Linked DNA regions of Mus musculus: all the other regions are linked to region 1. The links are chromatin loops, found by intact Hi-C in ENCODE. Cell type or tissue: heart. All regions are shown on one strand.

Evidence for each region. A loop is a pair of places that touch in the nucleus more often than their neighbours do. Peaks named below come from ENCODE experiments on the same cell type or tissue, not always from the same donor. Only the 100,000 strongest peaks of a DNase experiment are listed, where the experiment ranks them.
Region 2: it touches region 1 in a loop (2.0-fold over the local background); 3 of 42 quality-filtered maps call a loop at or near these places.
Region 3: it touches region 1 in a loop (4-fold over the local background); 15 of 42 quality-filtered maps call a loop at or near these places.

Annotation. Positions count from the first base shown.
Region 1 is chr11:120,107,733-120,115,732 of GRCm38, reverse strand. It overlaps Slc38a10 (solute carrier family 38, member 10), which reads left to right. Exons shown (of 17, transcript NM_024249.5): 12 at 4,728-4,895; 13 at 5,197-5,667; 14 at 6,197-6,301; 15 at 7,243-7,266. Among named protein-coding and RNA genes, the nearest start is that of Ndufaf8, 13 kb to the right of the region's middle. In heart, a CTCF peak has its summit at 4,521 (motif pointing left); DNase peaks (open chromatin) are centred at 3,387, 4,502 and 7,732; H3K4me3 peaks cover 316 bases; H3K27ac peaks cover 1,378 bases.
Region 2 is chr11:120,258,415-120,266,414 of GRCm38, reverse strand. It overlaps Bahcc1 (BAH domain and coiled-coil containing 1), which reads right to left. Exons shown (of 28, transcript NM_001347621.2): 3 at 7,164-7,343. Among named protein-coding and RNA genes, the nearest start is that of Gm11772, 24 kb to the right of the region's middle. In heart, CTCF peaks have their summits at 2,118, 2,317 and 3,594 (motif pointing right); DNase peaks (open chromatin) are centred at 3,764, 4,244, 4,784, 6,434 and 5 weaker places; H3K4me3 peaks cover 785 bases; H3K27ac peaks cover 4,527 bases.
Region 3 is chr11:120,201,606-120,209,605 of GRCm38, reverse strand. No RefSeq gene overlaps it. Among named protein-coding and RNA genes, the nearest start is that of 2810410L24Rik, 16 kb to the right of the region's middle. In heart, CTCF peaks have their summits at 562 (motif pointing right) and 3,291; a DNase peak (open chromatin) is centred at 2,735; H3K4me3 peaks cover 629 bases; H3K27ac peaks cover 2,517 bases.

The DNA of each region.
Region 1 (8,000 bases):
AAGATGCTCTCATCTGTCTTCCTGGATTGGCAAAGGCAGAGAAGAGTCCTCCTGTCCCAGCTCCCAGGAATCAAGAGGGGTCAAGAAGTCAAGGTCACTGGGGACCCCAATGGATAGCTGGGGTTCCCAGAGACTGAAGACAAATGATGAGAAGCCACAGAGGACCATGTGTAGTGTGGCTGTAGAGCTGGTAATCTGGACTGGGAAGAGGTTTGCTTGAGGAAGGAGGTGCACATTGCATGCCCTCCCTAGCAGATGGAAAAGTCTGATGCCACTGCCCGTGCCACCAGCAGAGAACAGGAGTTGACGTGGGAACGGCAACATGGAAAGGGAGAGATGCATGGTGGTGACGGAGGCATTCTGATAAACTAGGAGCTGAGCATGCTCCCTTGCTGTGGGTAGTGAGGACATCATGGCACTGGGTACTGTTGAGGTCACCCTAGCGGAACCTGGTGCAGTTGTGTCTCATTGGGCTGATAACTAGTTTCTCCTCAGTCCATACCCAGGCCCCTATGGCTGTCCTGTGCAGCTTCTGGTCATAGCCAGCAGCTGTGTCCCATCTCTATAGAATGTACAGGCAGCCTGCTCACCTGTGCCCTCTGAGGCAACATCTGGTTTCCATTTCTTCATGAGGCTGTAACAACACACATGGCTCCTCTCAGAACCACATGCCGTCTGTTTTTAGCTAATTCTGTTTTCTAGCCGCCCAGCCTCCTGCTTAATTGAGGTCTTGCCTGGTTTGGGCAGGTCTGGGACTAAGAGCCTTCTCTGACTGCCCTGTCAGCTGCACCATCGGGTGCGAGAGCCTTGTTTATTGATCTCTTTGATGGTGTGGGGTCCCAGTAGGAATCTGCTTGTTCTAGTGAGAGCCCAGCACGTGCTGTGACTGCACTGTACTCTCACATGGTACACGTGACTGCGCTGTGACTGCACTGCACTCTCACGTGGCACACATGACTGTGCTGTGACTGCACTGCACTGCACTCTCACGTGGTACACGTGACTGTGCTGTGACTGCACTGCACTCTCACGTGGTACATGTGACTGCTGTGATTGCACTGCACTCTCACGTGGTACACGTGACTGCTGTGACTGCACTGCACTCTCACGTGGTACACGTGACTGCTGTGACTGCACTGCACTCTCACGTGGCACACGTGACTGCTGTGACTGCACTGCACTCTCACGTGGCACACGTGACTGTGCTGTGACTGCACTGCACTCTCACGTGGTACACGTGACTGTGCTATGACTGCACTGCACTCTCACGTGGTACATGTGACTGTGCTGTGACTGCACTGTACTCTCACGTGGTACATGTGACTATCGAGTGCAGCCAAAGCCCCATGCTTGGCCTCGTGAGCCTTTGGTAAGCCTGGCCGAGTCCCTGTGAATGCTCAAGAAGACAGTTATCCATTTAAAAAGCCTAGTTAGGCTCTTTATCTCTGTGCCTGATGGTGCCCTAGATGGTCTTGGGGACAGTTTGGACTTTGTAGAGTTCTGGCTCCTCCTCGGAACACTTTTGTGCTGTTGCTTCCTTTTCTCCTCTTGCCCACCCACCTTGTGCACCCTGGGACAGGACAGCTCAAGCCATTCCCCAGGCCTCCTGCTTCTGCAGCATGTGGGACAGCACCGGTTAGTTAGTGGGAAGTAGAAGTTAGGGGGCTATGCCACGTGGCCATGGGGTGCCGTGGGTGCCAGGTACAGGTGACCTTGGGTCCCTGTCAGGCACATGACTGTATCCCAGAGTCTTCGAATAGACCTTTCCTCTGTCTTCTTGTCATCGCTCTTCTCTGGGACCTTCCATGGTTTCTGCTGCCACCTGCCTTGGCCACTTGTGGAGGTTGCAGAGGTCCCAGAGCCTTAGATAGTGTCAAGATTCATCCAGGATAGACCCTGCTGCTATATGTTCCTCCCTCCTTGGCTGACCTCCTGTCACCTCTCTTCTGTGCCTCATGAGGTTTTAAAAGCACTTTACATCATGTGCTCCTTTGTCCTACTATTTTCACGTTCAGTTTTTCTGCCAAACTATCTAGGAGATGCAGTGGGCTCGTTTCACAGCCTTCCCTGGGGTGGTGGTCTTCATGGGACCTGCTGGATCAGAAGGGTTCCCCTTGGGTAGCTGCTGACCTATGTCAGACCTGTGTGTGCTGTGGCTGAGGTGCTGCTCAAGGGGCGAGGTGCTAGCTTTCCCTTGCACCTGCTTCATGTGTAGGAAGAACCAAGAGTGAAGGGCTCAGAAGGCTTCCTTGCTGATGCTAACACTACAATGTCAGCCCTGGTCATTAGCTTAGCCCCCCAGCTCGCAGGAGCTTATTGTCTGAGCCATAATTGGACAGATGAGCTATGGAGCCATCCAGCTAAGCCCAAAAGATTGGGTTGTAAGTCAGACCTCAGCAGGTAACACTTTCCTCACTGAAGCCTGGAGAACAAAGCAGAAACTGGTTATTAGGATAGCTCCCTAGAACAGGGGCTGGCTTCCTCAGGAGCCTGGGTTGCTGAGCTCTTGAGAGGTGCAATGGTTCTTGCACCAGCAGGACCTCATCCAGAGGGAGAAGGCTTTTAGCATCTCTAGGTTGGATGCTAGCATGCAGGGGTGAGCATGAACGCAGGAGGCCAGTGACCAGCAGACCTCCACTGGGATGTGGGACCTGCTGTCCAGCTCCTCAGAGGCAGAAGCAGCCTCAAGTCTGGTAGACGGGTGGAGTGGTAGAGCTTGTCTCCGAGAGGGCCAGGGGAGGAGGGAGGAGAGAAGAAAGGAGAACACTTACAGCCTGTAGCAAGCCCTGTTCCACAAGCAAGACCTCCTGAGGCGGGCCTTTGGGCCCTCTCCACACTGGATAAAGAAGGAAAGGATATTCGCAGTGGAATTGCTGTCTGGGAGGCAGGACTCCTGTCTGTCCCTTAGGGAAGCACTGTAGCAGGTGAGCGTGTGGCTTGTCACCTCATTGGTCCATCTGTGCATGGGAGGACAAAACATGGGTCTTTGCTGGCTCCAGTTACTGTCAGCAAGCCTGATGACTACAGGGGATGGCCAGCAGAGTGTGTGAGGAGTCCTACTCATTGAGCATTGCCATCCCTCCTTGGGGCCATACCAGGCCAAGCCTTCACTTCTTGGTTGTCAGTTGGCCAGTAAGGCAGGTGAACCTCACCACCACACTGTTTTCTGTTTCCACCCTGTGATTGCCTTGAAATTGGAAACAAATGGGAGGGGCTGTGCAGGGTGAGAGCTGCCAGCTCTGGAAGTTTATGTTTGGTTGTGGCTGAGGGCATTGTCAACATGCATTCCTGATGAAAGGTCTGTTTCTGTCTTGGAGAGCCCATGTCCAGTGCTGGCCAGCAGCCATGAATTCCTGGAGCTCACTGCTGGTAGTAGGGCCTAGAAAACCTTCACAGGCTCACAGCTTCTGCCTGACAGGCTACTTCCTATCTTAGAACACAGACAGGCTTGGCAATCCTGAGAGGCCTCTCAGAAGAGCATCAGGGCAACCCCATACCTGCGTGGTCACTGAGCCAAATGCTTAGCTGCCATGCGGAGCCTGCCCCAGGGCTCCAGACAGTGAACAGCAGGCCGCCGCCTCACCTGAACATGAGTGGGACACCACTCAGAGTAGACTGGCCTTTGCTGTTGTTTTAAAAGGTTTTTCTTCTTAGCTGGGTGATGGTGGTGCACGCCTTTAATCCCAGCAGAGGCAGAGGCAGGTGGATCTTTGAGCTCCTGGACAGCCATTAAAAACAAAACAAAACAAAAACCCCAAACAAACAAACAAACCTTAACTTTTTTTCTCGTATGTGTGTGTTTGTATACCATGTGTATGCCTGCTGCCTGAAAAGCTTAGAAGATGCATCAGACCAACGAGAAGTGGAGTTAGGGATGGTCTGAACCCCGGTGTGGGTACTAGGGACCACACCAGGCCCTTTGCACAAGCAGTCAGTGCTCAGAACCACATGGCCGTCTTCACATTCTGTTTTCTAAGGTGGTTTTTCATCTGCATAGCTCTTCAGATCCTCTTATGATTGCCCAGCACTTGAACATGGTTTTTTTGTTTTTTTGAGATAGGATTTCACGTAGCCCAGGCTAGCCTGAAACTAGCCCGGGGATGACCTAGAATCTATAAGGTTCCCACATCCCCCTCCAAAGCATATGATGATGCCATACCTAGTTTATGTTATGCTGGTACTGAGCCCTGGCCAGGGCCTGTGTGTGCTACCAGCCCAGCTAGGTCCCAAGCTCTCAAAAGCAGTCTTTTCAGTGAAGCTAGTTTTCTCCAATTCTGGAGCCACAATACTCTGCTGTGGTTTCTGATGGAACATGGACCCCTATGCATTTGTGGGCATGTGGACAACTTTGCCAGCCTCTCCTTTCGTCTCACCTTGTGTGAGTTTCCCCCACCAACAGCAAGAGGTTGACAGGCCCACCCAACCATATCCTTAAAAGTCCTTCAGTTTAGGTCTCAGGGCAAGCAGTTGGTCCCTGCTGGAAGACCCTAGGGACATTGCCTGGCTGTGTGCTCACGCTGCCACCTGGTGGTTGTGGACAAGTATTACACAGCATGTCATCTGACTACAGGTATAAATTGAATTTTGATGTTTTTTTTATCATGAATGAAAAGGAAGGATTCTGTGCCATTTAGCTGATAATCATGATTAAACAGGAAGAAACCTCCATTCTGCCATTTGGCCCAGCCTGTACTGGTTTCTGGTGGCTCACTATGCTTTGCTTGCAGTCCAGGATCCCGTTGTAGTTGTTGCTGAGGATAGCCAAGAGAAGCTAAAGCCAGCAGAGGACAAAGAGGTACTGGAGCAGGCCCAGATCAAGGGTCCTGTAGATGTGCCTGGCGGGGAAGCTCCCAAGGAGAAGCAGGAAGCCGCACAGCTGGATCGCCCCGGCCAAGGTGAGTGCTAAATAAACGGCCCCAACCAGCTGCCTTGACAGAGAAAGGCTTAAGCAACCCTGTGAAGGGCTCGCATGTCTAACTTAGCCTAGACCTGTGCTCCACCTTCCCCTTGGTCAAGACAGCTGCCCTCTACTGTTCCTCTTGTGACATTACCATTCTAGTGTCCTGGCAGTCCTCAGATAGCTGTAGAGGACCTGAGGTCATGGTCATGGTCATGTCACACTTGAGAGCCAGAGGACCGTTCTAATTCCTAGGAACTTCAGCCTCATCTCCTCCACCTGTCCTTATGCCCTTCCAGGTATTGCTGTCCCTATGGGTGAGGCCCATCGCCATGAGCCTCCCATCCCTCATGATAAAGTGGTGGTGGATGAAGGCCAGGACCAAGAAGGGCCAGAGGAGAAAAAGCCACCTCCCAGGCTCCCAGATGAAGGAGACCCTGCAGGCAGGGGTCAAGGGGCACCACCTCTGCCTGAGTCAGAGAAGGAGAAGCAGGAACCTGAGAGAGGAGGGGAAGGAAAGAGACCCGGGCAAGTCCTGGCAGTAGGAGAAACTGAACATCCTCAGAAGGTTCCAGAAGCAAATGGCCAGCCACCTGTGCAGCCCAGGAAGGAAGATTCCAGGCCAGGAAATAGGGATCCGCAGCCAGCTGCCCAGGCCAGGGACTCTGTGGAGCTGAAGGCTCTGGCAGCAGATGACGGCAGGGAGCCTGCACAGAAGGCTGGAGGCGCCCTGTGGAAGCCCGTGGAGAGTGCTGCTGAGAGCGATGCTGGTGAGTGTCAGTCGCCAAGGGGAGCTCCCTTGGTGGGTGCAGCAGAAATGGGCTAGTCCTTCTCAGTCCCCAGCCCTCCCATTCCACATGATTAGCATGTGAATGTCACGGCCCCTTCAGCAGCTTGTGGAGTGAAGAAGAGCCTGGGAGCTTGACAGCTTCCATAATATCTGTCACACAGTTGTTGCCAGACCACTAAATGTCAGGTGCCAGGCTGTTCTGGGGGTGCACACGGGGGACAGTGCAGGAACGCTTGACAGGTAACACACTGTTAAGTACCCGTCTAAGAGCTGGTTAGGACGGCGCTCGCATTTTAATTGGCTCAGGTAGTCACCATTGGCTCACAGCCATCAGCTGAGATTGTTAAATATTTCTTTATTACTTCCCTGGTAATCATTAGGTTGGATATAAACTGTGCTGGAGGGGGGGGGGGCTAGCTATAGAGTCATTTTAGGAAACATCTGCCAGCCCCTCACCCCACGCCCAACTCTGACTTTCCAACAAAGCAGCTGAGTCTCCCTGTGTGCAGGTGGGAAGGCGGGCCTCCCTGTGCAAAGGCCGGAGGCTGCAGAGCAGAGGGAGAAGAAGGAGGCTGAGCAACAGGGTGGAGACCAGGCGGGGAGCAAGCTGGAAGGTGAGGCTGGCCCTTTGGGAGGAGCCCCAGAATGAGCTGGAGTGGGGTGGGTGCTCCTGGGTCCCTCCTGCCTCCACAGTTTCTGCTGCTTGGTTTTTATGCTAAGGAAACACCTCCAGTGACCCCTCCCTATTTCTCACCTCTCTAGGGTTGTTTTTAATCTCCCCTTTTGTGCCCCTAAAAGAGGTGTCAAATGGTCACATGGCTTTTAACTACTATTTTGATTTCATCTTTAAGCAGGTTAATATTTTCTCTACTCTTGCTTAAAGGCTGGGAGGGAGGCCTTGGTACACAGGTTTGAAGACTCATTTGAAGGCTGTGCCTGAGATGGACCTGTGCTCAGGTCGGGCTGGGGTGGTGTTGGTGGCCAGCAGCATGCCCCGTGTCCCCCAGCACTTGAAGTTTGCCACGGCTGATGTGCCCTGAGTTCCTCTAAAGTTTCGTGTCCGTTTTGGCTTTATGGTCTCCCTGTGATGTTTCTTGTGCAGGGGCTGCAGTGCTAGCCCGCCCAGGAGCCCTCTAGTGACCACCTGCCTAGTTGGTTTTGGTGAACCCTCAGCTGAAGTCTGACCTGGGCCTGCCTAGGGTACTCGTGCCCCGAAGTGGGTTTGAAAAGACTGAGGCTTTGCTTCTCATTCAGCCCTGAAGGCCAGGCCTGAGCAGCTGCTCAGCCACTGCTCCTGGCTGACAGTGCAGACCTGGAAGGTAGAACCCAGAGCTTTCTTCTGCTTGGTTGGAGCTCACAACTTATTTGTGGAACTTTCCCACACTTGTTATTTTTGTCTCTGGTTTTAGTCTGACTAAATTTGTTGGTTCCAGTTTCTGTAATCTGTCACCTAAACATGTTTGATTCTTTGATTGTTTTTTTCTTTCTGAAGAAGAGACTTTTCATGGTTTCCTATTGTGCCTCTCTTCCATATGCCTCTCAATGGGACGGACAGCTGAAATTAAAAAGCTAGTAGCAGGTACGGCTCAGGACTGTGATGTAAAGAAGCATGTGTGTGGAGGCCCTGGCAGTGTGGGGACGACCTTGGTGGCACATGCAGCCCCTGAGAGCCCTGCATGAAGACGGCTCAGTCCCAAGGAGTGGCACCCCTCCAGACACAGCATAGCCCCCCAGCTCCCTCTTCCTTCTCAGCCCCTGTGGCCTTGTCCTTAGAGAACAGCCTAATGGTGTCTCTAAGCAACTGAAACCTGAGCTAGAGACAGGGTTGGGGCTGCATGTACCTGCTGCTGTTTGTGTGGCCTGTGTCTCGTGTGAGGGCTTCCATCCTGGCCAGACACCCACTCCTGGTAGGTTCTGGCTTGGGAAAGAAAGCCAGTCGCCACGATGTTTCCCATTTGCCCTCCGGGCTTCCAGCTGGACACACCACCTTTTTTCCCTCTCCCAGAGCAAGCTCGTGGCTCGTCCGCTGAGGCATGCAGGAGGCGTGGGGCCTGCTCTTTCAGAACCTTGCTCTTGGCAGGTCGGGCAGTGCCAGCAGTATGTGTGACTTTGTGTATCTTTATGTAACTGACAGTCACATGGCTGTGCAGTCAGTGAGCACATGTGAAGGGAGAAGAAAGGAGCCCTATGTTAGAAGTTCTTTCCTTCTCAAGCCTCTGTCTGGACCTTAGGCACTGGCAAGAGGACCAGCCGAGTTTCTTGAAGTCAGCTCTTTTCTTCATGGTGGGCCCCAACATCCTCTCCATGGTCCAA
Region 2 (8,000 bases), 150 kb before region 1:
AAGGAAATCCTTTAGTCTCCTCAACTACAATAAGCAGAGGGGAGGAGGATGCCATGATCCCCAGGGAGGAACCCATGGCAAGAAGTGCTGCTATTTGATAAAGGGCACTTGAGCTCAGTGTCACAGTGGGGTCATGGACAGGCTCACAGCCCAACTTCACTCAGGGCATCTTTACTTTGTTTCCCTCATTCTTTTACCACAGAATGCCTGTCTGTCCCTCACTTCCAGAAGCTGGTCCGTCTGGATGCTGAAGAAGGGGAGCCTCTGTGGCATGGGACCAGGCAGCTCTGGACCACCCATCCCTGGCACTCAGCTCAGGGAAAGGACTCAGAGCTCGTAAGCAGTTTACAACAGACACGCACAAGTCAGGATCAGAGACCACCTAGAACCCCTCAGATCCCACTGCCATGGGCAGACCCCTGACTAATGACACCGTGGGATAGTCCTTACTCCAGTGGCTCGTTGGCACCGCACTGGGAAGAGATCTTTCCATCTGCGTCACAAAGCAGGGGCCACGTGAAGACTCAGAGATTTCCGTGACACAGAAACCTGCCTGTATGGTGTGGCGCCATTGCCCAGATGGGAGCACACCCTCAGACCACACACAGGAGGACTTGGGGACAGTGCCCACTGCCAGGCCTGTTCCCCTCTTGCTGAAGAGCAAGCCGAGACTGAAAGAGCTACCCCCGTTGGCCTGGTGTGTGTGGACACATCTGCAGCAGATGTTAGCCAGATTAAACTCAGCTCCTGGAAGACTTGACAAAAGCCAAGAGGCCTGGGTGAGAGCAGCTGGGCAGGGGGTTGGGGCCTTGGGGGGGGGCTAGGTAAAGCACTGCAGCTGTCCCCCGTAATTGGCTGCTGTTAAATGTTTTACGGGCCTCTGGTTTTTTTTTTTTTTTTTTTTTTTTTTTTTGTAAACAGAAGTCTGTAAATTCCTCCTTCCCAGACATTTCCAGGCACAGACACCCCCTTCCCCCTTGCACCCCCTGATGAGGCCCGAGCCTCTCCCTGCTTTCTGGGGAGCAGTGGACACTTAGCTAACTGAATAAGGGTGCTTTGGGTGCCAAGGAAATGTTGGTGGCTGTCACTCCAGGGAATGGGGCTGAATCTACCAGCCAGTTCAATGCATGGAGGTTCTTCATGTCCCAGGCTTCAGATGGGGAACTGACTGAGAAAGAAGAACAGGAGAGGCAAGGAGCCCCAGGAAACACGGTGAGGAGAGGGGGGGTCCTCTTAGCCCAGCAACAGAAAGGCCCCTTTCTTTCTTTTTCCCAAGACTACTCCCCGAACTGAAGAGGAAAATAGAAACCGACTTTCGAATCAGAGCAGCTGCTCTGAGACCGGAAGCCAACGCAGGGGGAAGACCAAGTCTGGGCTGGGAGGGTCTAGGGAGGACCCTGGTGGGGTAGCCTGGGAATCAGGGAGATGACCCTGAGGCAGAGAGAGCCTCATGACTCACATGTCTGACCACCAGGTTGCTTTGCCCCTTCCCCGCTGGAAAGCCCAGACCCCAGGGCCTCCCTTTCCCTACAGCCTCTGTGGCTGCTCCAGAGATCACATGACGAATCTGTGGCCACCTGCTGCCTTGGGACTCCTGGCAGACTTGGGGAGGGAGTAGGTTTGGAAGTTGGGTTTAGGATGCTCCATTCTGTCCTACTGCTGCCACAACTACCAAAGCCCCTGTGATGGCCAACGTGAGGATTCCTGATCAATAGGCAGAAAAAGAAAAGATGGCTGGTAGCAAGGCCACCTAGAAACAACATTTAAAAGACAAGGCAGCAGGGTAGGCAGGTGAACAGGCACCTGGGTAGGGAAGCCATAAGGTAGGGCTCTCTTTGTCTACCCAGAAGGTCCTCAGATGGGCTACAAACCCCTACTTTCCTGGGACCTCAGGGGTGGGTCCTGCTCCTCAAGTGCCCTGTCTCATGTTTCCTGTTACTTAGGATGCTGCCACAGGAGGATGACACAGTGACTTGGTGCTAGCCCTCTCCCAGATGCCTGCCTGTCACTCACAGCCAGTGACTTCCACTGCACTTTACTCACTGGTGGACCAGGAGTGCTGCGCTACGAATCCCAAAGCCAGATTCTCATGCCGCTTAATTGACTAGTAATGTCTGCCCTGGGAGCAGACAGGATGTGGCCGCCAGTTCACAGGACACTTGCCATTTCTGCTTTAGTGACCGAAAGGAGTAACCTAGCAACAACCCAAGATCTCCCGGCCAAGTGCCCCTCCTCCTTCAGGGTCCCTTCACCCTATTTGGTCAGACTCCTAGCCATCCAGGCCAGGATTTCAAAGTGCAGCTAGCTCCCAGGATTGGCCACCCAAGTGGCTGGAGATTAGAATGGCACCCTTCAGGGTATGTCTCCTCCCTAAGGCTTGCAGAGTGCTGACCCACAACTGCTCAGGGAACAGGGCCCTGCAGTCTCCATACCCCCAGGCTGAGAGGAATACCTAAGTGCCCCGAGGAGCCAGGCTCCATGGGCAGGCTGCCCTGGATCCAAAGGGACAGCCTTCCACATCACAGGGAGGTAGGTGCCTGACCAGTAGGCAGGACAAGGGGGCTGGGGAACTCAACTGATGATGGGCAAACCATGACACAGGAGTATCCTGGATGTGGCCCCAGCACCTGCTGGCATTTAGGACAACAGCCCTGCCACCCACAGCTTCAGGGTGGTCCACTGTGCCGGGACTCCACTCATGGTCAGTGAGCAGGTGCGTCTGGCTGGCAACTGTTTTTGCCCAGGTTGGACTCAAGGAACCAGGAAGAACTTTGCCTGGTGACCATGGCCACTGGCCACCTCTGTACCCCCAATGTATATCTGAGGACAGGTGCAGAGAGAAGGAGCTATCTATAAAGCACTAGTCCTGGGCTGTTCTGTGTCCAGGCAGCTCTGATAACCAGTGTACTTAACAGGTGAAGAAACAGGCTCAGAGCCTTTGAGCACAGGAACTCAAGGCCAATGTAGCTCTTGGGGCTGTGACAAGCAGAGTGTGAAGCTCTGAGACCTTGTCATTGGTTCCTGCAGGTTGCAGTGAGGCTGGCTGGAGATATTCTAACAAGTAGGACTTCCTCATTTCCAGAGGCTCCTTGTGGATAAGGGTGCGGACAGAAAGGGGACACTTCACTCATAGAGACCGCAGGTGCACAGATGGCCCAGGCGGTTAGGTGTGTGTGCCCCTCCTGCAGAGGACTCAAGCTCTGTTCCCAGCATCTGTATCTGATGGCTCACAACTACCTGTCACCTAGCTCCAGGAGACCCAATGCCCTCTTCTGGGCTCCATGGGCACCTGTACCCACATAGAGAAACCCATTCGTACACATAATTAAAAATAAATCTTAAAAAAAAAAAAATTAAAAAAAAGGAGAGATTGCAGGGTGCAATGGCTCATTCCCACAGCGGCAACGAGGAGGCAGAGATCAAGGGATCATTGCAATTTAGAAACCAGATTCGTCTTCATAGCAAGTCCTGAGCCAGCCAGAGTTACATGGCAAGTCTGTTTCAAGAAAACTAAATGGAATAGAAAAAAGAATGGGAGCGACATCCAGGGTCTGAAGAAATAGCGTTAGGGTACGCGCAGCCACTAGGGGGCAGTACCAGGGGATGGAGTCTGATGGGCCACCCATGAGGGTGGATGTGGGATAGGACCTGTCTCCTGGATGGACATGTTCCAGCCCCTGCTTGCTTGCCCCTGTGGTAAGTTTTGGAGCCTCCTAAGGTACTGAGGGAGACAGGCAGCTGGAGAAACGAAGGAGTGTGTGGGGTCTGGAGGAGCAGGGTACACTTGGTGGTGGCTCCTGTCTCACTGGAATGCAGCCAGACATGGATGGAGAAGTGGCCACCAGGGTGGGTGTGGCTTTCACAGAAGCTGGCTAGGCAGGCAGCCAGTGCTGGCACGTGTACCCATGGCTCCCCCTCCAGGTGGCATAAGAGACCACGGACCAGCAGGGCTGAGTCAGCTCCAAGCTCCTGTATCCATCCCCAAGCCCCTAGCAACAGCATCTTCTTTCATTGCCCTGTGGGTGGTCCCAAGCAGGCAGGGGGGCGGATGGGGGGGGCCCTTACTGACAATAGGGCCAGCTGTGCCATGCCACACCCCAGCCCCGTCCACTCAGGCCAGGTTGGCATCTAGCCACTCACCTCTGCCCCAGGCTAGTTCTGCTGTCCACCCTACCCCAAAGCCCTGCTGTCCGTTTCTGGCAAGACACATCATCTTGGGTGAGCTAAGGGGCCAGAAGGCCTGGGGCTCAACAAGCAGATCCTGCTCTGGGCCAGATGTTCCAGGGCGGCTCCTCCAACACTAGGGTGCATCCCTTGAACCCCCAGCTGTTCCAGGCACACAGGAAGCCTGATCCCCCGCTCTACAGCTGCCTTACAGATGGTGAGGAGAGGGTGTTCTGGCTGCCTGAGAGTCCCCGTCAAAGAGTAGGAGAGCACCTACCGCTAACTCCCACATGAAGTTAGCCACTCCCTGTCAGCCCTCTCTGCCTGGCCTACCTGCCCTAGGCTCAAGCAGAAGGCAGCAGCAAGCAAGCTAAGCTGAGAGAGTCCCTGCCTCTCTCCATTCTAGAGGGGGTTTAAGGGAGCAGGAGAAGGCTAAAGCTGGGCCTCCTGGCCTATTGCCCAGGAAGCCCCCATGCTGATGGCCCCCATTCTTTGGCCCTGTCGCGTGCCCCCTGCCTGCCTTGCCCCCCACCCTCCTGTACACACATGGCCGAGAAACAGGCCCCAGCACGTGGAGCCAGCTGGCACCCCGTCAGACTAGCAGCCAGGCACGCTGCCAGGGCAGCCAGCCAGACTGCCACTCGCTCCTACCCCGCCCGCCCTGGCCTCTACCGCACAGAGCAGGCTGCACCATGTGGCCTGTCAGGGAGTAAGGCTGCAGACGTAGAAGACGGGGGAACCCCTGCGGGGAGGAGGGGGGACACCCTAGGGTTGGGAGGAGCTGATGGTGAAGAGGTAACCTGAGGCTCAGGCCTGAGAGGTATGCGCTGTCATATGACTCCAGACAGATGTGGACTTGCCGCCACTCTCGTGGGACTGGGAAGGTTGCAAGTGTGCACTTTCCACTTTGGGACCACTGCTTCTCCACATGCCTGTCTCCAGCCCCCAGTGGGCCCTGTGCTCTGCGGGGTGGAGCCCTGAACATCCTGCCTCTTGTCCTGCATGCACCCGGGATGGCCCTCCCCTACCTGACTCTGGGAACTTTGTCTTGCACCTGCCACAGTGGGTGCCCAGCAGCGGGCAAAGAGACTCCTGCTGCCCTTGGAGCTGGTCTCAGAGACAAAAGCTCTCTCCTTGTGACACAGCCAGGCCTCGAGTCAGGATGGGGGACAGAGCCGAGAACTCTCCGCAGCGCACTGCCTGGATACTGGCTTTCACCAGCCAAGTGGGCATCCTTGGGGCTTGGCCTTGGAAACAGGACCTGCAGAGGCTGGCCCTCAAGTGGGGTCTGAGGTTTGAGGGCGCTTAGGGTGGGTCATAAGCAATTTTACCAGACAACCGTTGACACAAGGGGAAGTAAATGGTTATGGGTGTCACCAGCAGGCCTCCACTCACCCTCTGGAAAGAGTGGCCCAATAGGGAACAGGACTGGACTCTAGGGCAGGTGGTGCCACCCACAAACTGCCCTTCTTGCTGGTGGTGTCTCCTGGGGTAGGATGGACAGGAAGCAGGCATGTGTGCCTACTGAGTAGGAGGTGGACAGACATTCCTGGGCACTGACGGGCCACTGCCGATTATGAGGACAGAAGTCAGGTCAGGTGGCCTGGGTATCCCAGTGCGCCTATGGTCCGTCCAGGGGATGCAGCTCTTCTTGAAAAGCCTCCATTGCCCGTTCTTCCTGCTTGGCCACCCTCATCCCTTCCTGCAAACATCCCGGGAGCCAGATGCTGTGACCAGCTAGGAGATGCCCAGCAGACACAAAAGGCTGGTCGGAGAATAGAGAGCAAGTGTTTCCTGCGGGGCCTGGGGCCACCCACAGCTGGCCAGGGAGTCTCTTACTAGGGCCCAGCTCTGCCGACCCAGTATCCACCCAGGACTCTGCTGAGAAGGCAGAGGTAGAAAGCATCACAGATGGGTCTGGGATGAAGACCCCACTCTGCTGGTTTGGTTCTCAAGACCCGGCTGGCCTACCCTCCACCCAGGAGAGAGCTGCTTCTTATCACCTGCCCAACATGTGTGCTCTGAGCAGAGCCCAAAGACCAGACTACTCGAACAACTGTCCCTCACTTGTCACCTGTCCTGTTTGGAAAACAGCCCCTTCTTGTTGCACAAAGAGAGGTTTCTCAGGCTTCCAGCAGTGCCGGGTGCTAATCTCTCAGCCTAGAACACGGGCGGGCTGTGCACCGTGTGTGGGTCCACTGCGCTCTGTAAACACGACGCCTGAGCGCAGCAGTCATTGAGTTACAGCAGTGCCTGGTGCCAGGAGCGAGAGCTCTATGTGCCCGCTGCCAACTGCAATTACCTCCCGCGTGCCAGCCAGGGAGGGGGGTTAACCCTTCCTGCACCAAGGGGGATGCACAGTCGAAGGAACACAAGTAATGACCAGGCCAGGGATGTTGGGGACCCAGGGCCACCTTCCAAGTTATAAGACCAAAGTGCAAAGCAGACCTCAGACGTCTGGACAAGGTGAGTTGTATTCTGGGAAAAGCCCGGGAGAGGCCTGGAGGTCCCAACAGGGCTCCAGAGACCACTGTTTCATGGTGTCTGAGGGCAACAGGTACCTCGGAGGTGCAGGAGTGCACCAAGTGCAAGCAAGGCTGGAGGCTGAGAAGGAGCTTCATCACAGGCAGGACTGCAGTTGGGGGCGGGAGCCACAGCGGTCTCTGCCTGCTGACAGCTCTCCTCTCCCTGTCTCCCCTTCCCAGCTGACACATCTGGAACCCATGCCTGCTTGAGTCTGAGGAGGTGGGGGCAGCCCATGGTGGAGGGCACAGCCCAGTCCGGCTGGCCCAGCTGCATTCCACATTTCTTTAGTTCCCTGGAGCCCTCCCTGCCCAACATCTGGAGCACACATCTGGCCAGGACCAGTGCCTACTGGGGCCATCCCATTTCCAACCAATTACCACCTCCCCTGAGAGCCTTCCTCAGCAGGGAGGCAACCCCCTGCCCCAGCACTCTTGACAAGGCCTGCCAGCAGGGAAGCCTGGGACCTGACTTACCTTCATGGGAGTGGGAGAACCAGATCTGAGAGGTGGCAGGGTGGGATCCTCGGTAGGCCGGCTCAGAGGGAGAGGATGTGGGGCCACTGGGGTGTGCCGACGCTGCTGAGCCCAGGCTGCTGGTGAGGAAGCTGCCCATAAAAGAGGAGGCTGGGGGGTTTCCCATCAGACGGCTGCTGGCTGTGGACAGAGGACCAGAGAGTGTGTGTGGGCACTCCATGATACAGCGTTAGAAACACAAGGCCATTCCTCAAAGCCCTCGTCCAGGGTGCCCCTCAGGTACCCTCGCTCCCACAAAGATCCAAATATGCAAAAAAACCATGGCAGGAAAGGCTGCCCACACAAGTGTCTGACAATCACACCCACTGTCCTGAGCCTCTTGAGGCTTTAGTGTCTTAGGAGTAGAACCCTGTTTCTTTAAAACCACCATCTGCACCACTACCAACCACACCACCACACTACCACTGACACACCATCACCACCCACAACCATATCACTACATCCATATTACAGCCACCACCGTCCATATCATCCCTCAACAACACCATCAAAACCTACACCACCAACATTCAACACCACCGCCGCCTACATCACCCCTCATATAGTGCTACCAGAGCCAGCCATATCACCACTGTCACTATCCACATAACTCGGCCACCATCATGTCCTCACTACCACTACCAACCAGATCACCACCAGCAACCAGACCACCACCAGCAACCAGATCACCACCAGCAGCCAGATCACTACTACCACGCATATCACCACTACCACTCACGTCACCACACCACCCCCCACATTACCACTACCACCCAGGTCATCACCACCCCAAACCAG
Region 3 (8,000 bases), 94 kb before region 1:
TGGGCAACTGAACTGGAACGGGAAGTTAGTGTAGAAACTGGGGCCTTTCAAGTTATGACAAATTCACCAAACACACGAACCCATGAACAGGGAGAGTGGCGTGGCCTCTGTCAGAGAGCTGAGTCTGCTTCAGCCCAGCGGACAAAGCCCCTTCTAGCCTTTCTTTGAGGCCAGGGCCCAGACCCGTTCCCTGTAGAGGCAGTTCGGGTTTAGTAAGACTCTAGCAGAGAGACTCTAGTGTAGGTCTCCTGCAGACACTGGTGAGTCTTTTAGTGTCAACACTTTTTGCTATTCTTTTCGGACTCCAGATGCTAGAATAGGCTTGAAGCTGCTAAAAACCCCATCAGGAACCCGGCTGGTCCCTGACAGGAGAGTAAATTCTGGAACCCCCCAAGCTCTCCTGGTGTGGCAATACCTAGGGACTTGTGTTTGTGTGGGAAAAATGGACCTGAACTGGTTATAAGGACCCAAGCTCACTCGACTGCTATTGTCTTTTTTTTTTTTAACATTTTATTTCTTTAATGTCTGAGTGCTCTGCTGCATATACATCCACCTGCCAGAAGAGGGCAGCAGATCCCCCCTTATAGATGGTTGTGAGCCACCATGTGGTTGCTGGGAATTGAACTCAGGACCTCTGGAAGAGCAGTCAGTGCTCTTATCCACTGAGCCATCTCTCCAGCCCGACTGCTCTTGTCTTAAGTTGTATGGGAAGGAAGGTTTTATGATTGTCTGAGACCTAGGTGTCATGATAGCAGGAGAATCTCGAGTTTAGGTCCAGCCTGGGCTACACAATAAGGCAGTATCTCAAAATAAATAACTAATAAAATGGGCTAATGGGGCTGGTGAGATGGCTCAGTGGGTAAGAGCACCCGACTGCTCTTCCGAAGGTCCAGAGTTCAAATCCCAGCAACCACATGGTGGCTCACAACCATCCACAACAAGATCTGACTCCCTCGTCTGGAGTGTCTGAAGACAGCTACAGTGTACTTACATATAATAAATAAATAAATCTTTAAAAATAAAATAAAATAAAATAAAATAAAATAAAATAAAATGGGCTAATAACTACTAAAGTTGGAACCACAGCCTCCCAATAGGGGGATACGTACAGGAGATTGATTGAGGTAGGGCCTCTGCTCAGACCTCCTCTTGTCAGTAAGAATCTGAGCCTAAAAGGTCCTCCTCTTGCTTGAACCACTGACCGTTCCTGGTCTAGCACAGCTTTGAAGGGAGGCTTCAGCTGACCCCTGAGGATCTACATGAGTAGGAGAAGGTCTAACTCCAGTGCTCTCCAGCCAACTGAAGCTGTCCCTCCACAGCTGGACAGCTCTCCAAAAGGACTGAAGAAGAAATGTGATGAACAGAAGTAACCTGCTGCTATGGAGAAGCACCGAGTCCCTAAAGAGGGCTCCTACCTCTCTAGCTGGAGTAGGCCGGAGTTTTACCTTCTGAAAAGCCCCTGCTGCAGCTGCTCCCATTGCTCTTTAGGTAATGGCCTTGGTCTCTAGATTGAACCTGGATCCAAGCCCAGATGTCCCGAGAGACAGTTGCAGGCCTTGGGGGCTCATCATAAACATGGGTCCTGACTACTTTAGATTCTCTCTCTCTCTCTGGGCTACATAGTTCTAGAACAAGAAGTTTGGTGAGACATGAGCACACACACACAGACAGAAAGAGAGACAGACAGAGAGGCAGAGAGGCAGACAGAGACAGAGAGATAGAGACATACACACACAGAGAAGCAGACAGACAGACAGACACAGAGATAGACAGACAGAGAGACAGAGATAGACAGAAAAGACAGAGATGAAAAAGACAGACACAGATGGAGAAAGAGAGACAGAGACGTACACAGAGAGGCAGACAGACAGACACACAGATAGATAGAGAGACAGAGACAGACAGAGAGAAAAGACAGAGATGAAAGAGACAGACAGAGACGGAGAGTCAAAGACAGAGATGAGACAGACAGAGAGAAATAGCCAGAGATTGATTCTGAGACTGACATGGTGCCCCCAGTACCTGTGTCTTTGGGAACAGGGTCCTCAGGCTATAACCCAAGGTTAAGGTAGAGGAACTGTGGACCACTGAGCTGAGCAACAGAATTGACGCCAGAACCATGGTCCAGACTCGGTGACAGATCTCCATAAGGTGACAGAAATTTGCAGGAAGAGATGAGTGGCCTGAGGAAAACTGCACACCTGCACGTCAAGGGCACCAAGGATCCTCACTAGCACCCGGACGGACGCTGGACGGAGCACAGGATGCCTCCTCTCTCTGCTCTTCCCAGGAAGCCTTTCCTGTATATACCGCATTCTCAACTTTCCAGCTTCAAGACCCTGGTGAAAATAAATGTCTGGTGTTTAACCCCTGGGGTTGTGGTCATTTGGGACCCAAGAAGGTGACATCATGCCTCCTCCTCTCATGGAATCCAAGAACCAGGGAATGGGTGCTTGCTGACATGAGGAGACAGGAGGCCATGGAGACTTATGCGAACTGTGCCCAATGCCCCTTCGAGAGGGAGTGTGGATCCTGAAAGGGGCTCAGTGTTGGACTGCAGCTGTGGCACTGGCGTGAACTTGGGTTTCTTATTATAGACAGATCTAGAAATAGACATGGGAGAGTGTATGTCTAGGTCTGGCCCCAGAGGCAGCAAAGTCCCAGCAAACAGTGAGCAGACCCAGCTGGGAAAGAAAAACGCCTTCTCGATCCGGAGCTAAGTGGAGTCAGGGGCTCTGGGAGGAGCCAAGGGCAGGATGGCTGGACATAGAATATGCAGGATGAGCTTAAATGTTCCTTGAGTCAGAGAGCCAGGAAGTGCTCAAGGGACAATGGAGCCACAGGGAAAGGGCAGGAACTGGCCGGAAGGGCTTCCCTTTGGCCAGACCTGGGACAATCTGAACAACACAATATAGTAATGGATTGCTATCTTTATTTACTATGTAAATAATTTATGATAAAAATAAATGATTGAATACGTGAATGGGGGGAGGAGAAAGCTGACTCCCAAATGTAGAAAGAATAATGGGACTAGAGAGCTTCCATTTGGCAACTAGCATATTAATAATTGATTCAGGGAGTCAACAGCGGATGCTCCAGCTCCTGGCGAAAGGTCGGAGGAAGCAGGCTATTTACTTAGCCTTGACTATCTGCTCTCAAAGCACTTGCTAATTATTACTTAGTAATTAGTAAGTTCAAAATACTAATTAATTAACTGCACCATGGAGGAACCTGGCAGACATCACCTTCAGCCAAGTGGCAAATATTTGCATCACCAGAGAGGGACGAACAGACACCCTGGGCCTGCTGACACGCTGTGGCAGAGGCATGCAACATCACTTCCAAGAGAGAAGTGGGACCTGATGCAACAAAGAGACAGACAGTCTGAACTCAGGGGTATTTTACATCATCGGCCTGAACTCTTCAGAAACACAGAAGAATTCAAAAGCAAATCTACCAAGCTGGGCATAACGGCACATGCCTGTAATTCTGGCACTCAGGAATTAAGACCTGGAGGATCCGAAGTTTAGTCTCAGCTGCATAATGAGGTTGAGGCTAGCCTGGCTACATGAGACCCATCTTTTAAAAGGGAAAGGTGATTGCCCTGGGTTTCAGGGTTACAGGACATGCTCTGCCACTGGGCTACAGCCTCAGCCCAAGGATAACTCAGATTGTTTTAGGTGAGATGTTAAGAAGTGACCTAAGACACCTTGGCTGCCTTGTCAAGTGACAGCCACCTCCAGAGTTCCAGCTGCAGGCCTCTGTGATTACAGAAGAGAATGATAACCCTGGAGGACTTGTGGGCTGCTGTGAGGCCTGGTGAGAGCTCCTTGCTTCTGGCCTTTGTGTACACATCTGCTGGACACTCTTTGCACGGTCCATCTTCCTCCCTGAATTCCAAGCAGTTGATCCAACTCTCAGATCAAACCATGGAACAAAATCTTCACAGGACCAAGTCTTTCAGGAAGACTTGTTCTAAGATGAAAGATATCACATGACAATGGTCTTGTAAGACCAGGCTGTTCTTATTTGTTTGTTTGGTTGGTTGGTTTGGTTTTATTTATTTACTTTATTTTCCTTTTGAGACAGGGTCTCTTTGTGTAGTACTGGCTGTCTTAGAACTCACTCTATAGATCAGGCTGGTTTCCAATTCAGAGATCTGCCTGCCTCTGACTCTTGAGTTCTAGGATTAAAAGTGTGCATCACAGCGGGGCATGGTGACGCATGCCTTTAATCCCAGCACTTGGGAGGCAGAGGCAGGCGGATTTTTGAGTTCGAGGCCAGACTGGTCTACAAAGTGAGTTCTAGGACAGCCAGGCTACACAGAGAAACCCTGTCTCAAAAAACCAAAAAAAAAAAAAAGTGTCCATCACCACTGCCTGGCGAGGCTGTGTTCTTGACCCACAAGAGCATTAGTGGGTCACTGGTGAAGCAGGAGCAGGAGCAGGAGCAGGAGCAGGAGCAGGAGCAGGAGCAGGAGCAGAAGCAGAAGCAGGAGCAGCAGCAGGAGCAGGAGCAGGAGCAGCAGCAGGAGGAGCAGCAGCAGCAGCAGCAGCAGGAGCAGCAGCAGGAGCAGGAGCAGGAGCAGCAGCAGCAGGAGCAGCAGCAGCAGCAGGAGCAGCAGCAGGAGCAGGAGCAGGAGCAGCAGCAGGAGCAGGAGCAGGAGCAGGAGCAGCAGCAGGAGCAGGAGCAGGAGCAGCAGCAGCAGGAGCAGCAGCAGCAGCAGGAGCAGCAGCAGGAGGAGCAGCAGCAGCAGCAGCAGCAGGAGCAGCAGCAGGAGCAGGAGCAGGAGCAGCAGCAGCAGGAGCAGCAGCAGCAGCAGGAGCAGCAGCAGGAGCAGGAGCAGGAGCAGGAGCAGCAGCAGGAGCAGGAGCAGGAGCAGGAGCAGCAGCAGCAGCAGGAGCAGGAGCAGGAGCAGGAGCAGCAGCAGGAGCAGCAGCAGGAGCAGGAGCAGCAGCAGCAGCAGCAGGAGGAGCAGCAGCAGGAGCAGCAGCAGGAGCATCAGCAGGAGCAGCAGCAGGAGCAGGAGCAGGAGCAGGAGCAGGAGCAGGAGCAGGAGCAGGAGCAGCAGCAGGAGCAGGAGCAGCAGCAGGAGCAGGAGCAGGAGCAGGAGCAGCAGCAGGAGCAGGGCCTGCTGGTTCTCAGCTGCATCACTGTTCCAGTCTGGGTGGCTGTGCTAGCTCAGTGTGGAGCTGGCCAAGAGACGGCGGGCATCTGTGTGCAACAAACTCCCAAACGGTTCAAAAATAGAATAAGAAGTGTGGAAAGCGGTTGACACTTTAGGAATCAGGGTGAAAAGAACGTGGGTGGGTTTTTTGCACTAGTCTAACAACTTTTCTATAAGTTGGAAATTATTCAGAAGTAAAAGGGTTTTTTTTGTTGTTTTTTGTTTTTTTTGTTTTTTGTTTTTTTAAATCAAAAAAGAAAAACAAGGAGAATCTTGAAATCTGGGGCATAGGTCTGTAATCCCGATTACTCCATAAGGCCAAGGCAGGAGCATTACCAGCATCAGGCTGTGTTGACTTCTTAGTGAGATCCTGCCTCAAGACAAAAAAAATGAAAACAGGCCTGGAGTTGTGATGGTTAGAGCCCTCAGTGCTACAGCTTCTAGAATCACCCAGGCTCACCCGTGAGGGACATCTTAACTGGGTTAACGGAGGCAGAATGACCCACCTTAGAGAAGGTGGGTGTCATTCCCTGGACTCCTGCACTGGGCTGCATTTGAATGAGGAAATGAGCTGGGTGGTGGTGACACATGCCATTAATCCTGGCCCTCGGGAAGCAGGTACAGTTGGACTCTCCCCACCCCCACCTCCACCCCTCCCCTGGCCTTTCCCACCATGGTGGACTGAACTCTTGAACTATGCACCAAAATCAACAACTCCTTTTCCTTAATTTTCTCTGTCATGCATTTTGTCCCAAACATGAACAAACTAGAAGACAATTGGAGGGCTGGTGAGATGGCTCAGAGGTTAAGAGCACTGACTGCTCTTCCAGAGGTCCTGAGTTCAAATCCCAGCAACCACCTGGTGGCTCACAACCATCTGTAATGCATACAATTCCCTCTTCTGGTGTGTCTGAAGGCAGCTACACTGTAGTCATATACATAAAATGAATAATTATATCTTAAAACATCTCTTTAAAAAGAAGAAAGACAAGGAGGAGGAAGAGGAAGAGGAGGAGGAGGAGGAGGAGATGACCACTGGGGATGTGATTCAGTGGTGAAATGGTTGGGAAGCTCCTCATTCTCTACCCAGAGCTACAGAACCTGTTTGTCTATTTACCTATCTACCATCTATCTATCCATATACCCATCTACTATCTATCTACCTATCTACCATCTATCTATCCATATACCCATCTACTATCTATCTACCTATCTACCATCTATCTATCCATATACCCATCTACTATCTATCTACCTATCTATCATCTATCTAGCTATATACCCATCTACTATCTATCTATCATCTATCTATCCATATACCCGCCTACTACCTACCTACCTACCTACCTACCTATCTATCCATATACCCACCTACTATCTATCTACCTACCTATCTATCTATCTATCTATCTATCCATATACCCATCTACTATCTACCTTTCTATCTATCTATCTATCCATATACCCATCCACTATCTGTCTATCTTTCTACCTATCTATCTACCCATCTACTATCTATCTACCCATCTACTATCTATCTACCTACCTACCTACCTACCTATCTATCTACCCATCTATCTATCTATCATCTATTTGTCTGTCTACCCATCTATCTACCAATCTATCTACCTACCTGTCATCTATCATCTATCTATCTACCTATCTTACCTATTATCTATCAATCTACCTATTATCTATCTACTTATCATTTATCTATTTATCTACCATCTATCTATCATCCATTTATCACCTATCTATCTCTATATCATTTATCTATCTACCATCTATCTATCTTCTATCTATCTATCTATCTATCTATCTATCTATCTATCTATCTATCTATCTATCATTAAAGAATAGGGCTGGGAAGATGGCTCTGCAGTTAAGAGCACTTTTTGCTCTTCATGAAGCTGAGGATTCAGTTCTCAACACCATGTCTAGTGGCTCACACTGGCTCTAACTACAACTACAGGGGAATTTCTCCTCTCCTGGCATCTGTGGGCACTGTACACCTGCAGCATACAATTAGACATATATAGATACACATAAATAAGATAAAAATAAATCTTAAAGATAATCAGCTTTTCAAGGTCAGAGAAGCTCTTGTCTCAAAAAAAAAAAAAAAACCAACTAAACTAAACAAAAAAAAAAAACCCTCAATTATTAAAAAAAAAAGTAGAAAATGGTCAAAAATATGTGAAAGGCTATTCCCTCAGAGGTGATACAGATGGCGAATGAACACATGTAGAGACTACGGCTCTTTCTTTGTCAGGGAAATGCAAATTAAAACCATCGGAAGATATCAGCATCTCCCCATCAGAATGGCCACAAAAGCATACGCTGGTGAGGATGTGGAGAAACAGACGTAGTCATTCACTGATGGAGAGCATAGAACAGCACGACTCTGGGAAACAGTTTAGAGGTTCCCTCAGAAACAAACATACTATGAAATAACTACCAACTGCATTCCTGGGAGTTTATCCCAGAGACAAAGATTCGTGCTCACACAACATCCTGGAGGGAAATGCACACAGCAGGCAATGGAGAGATGGCCCAGTGGTCAGAGCCTTCACTGCTCTTCCCGAGGACAGCATCCCAGCATCCACCAGGCAGTTTACAACTGCCCTTACTCCTGGGACTAGCGTGTACTACACTGTATTTACACATATACAACAGTTTTGCCATTTTGTTTTGCTTTGTGTTTTTTTGAGGAAATAGCATCTCTGTTATGTAACCCTGGCTTTCCTGGAACTCTGTATGTAGATCAGGCTGTCTGGCGCTCACAGACCTTGGCCAAACTCTTCCTCCTGTGTGCTGGGATTAAAGACATGCG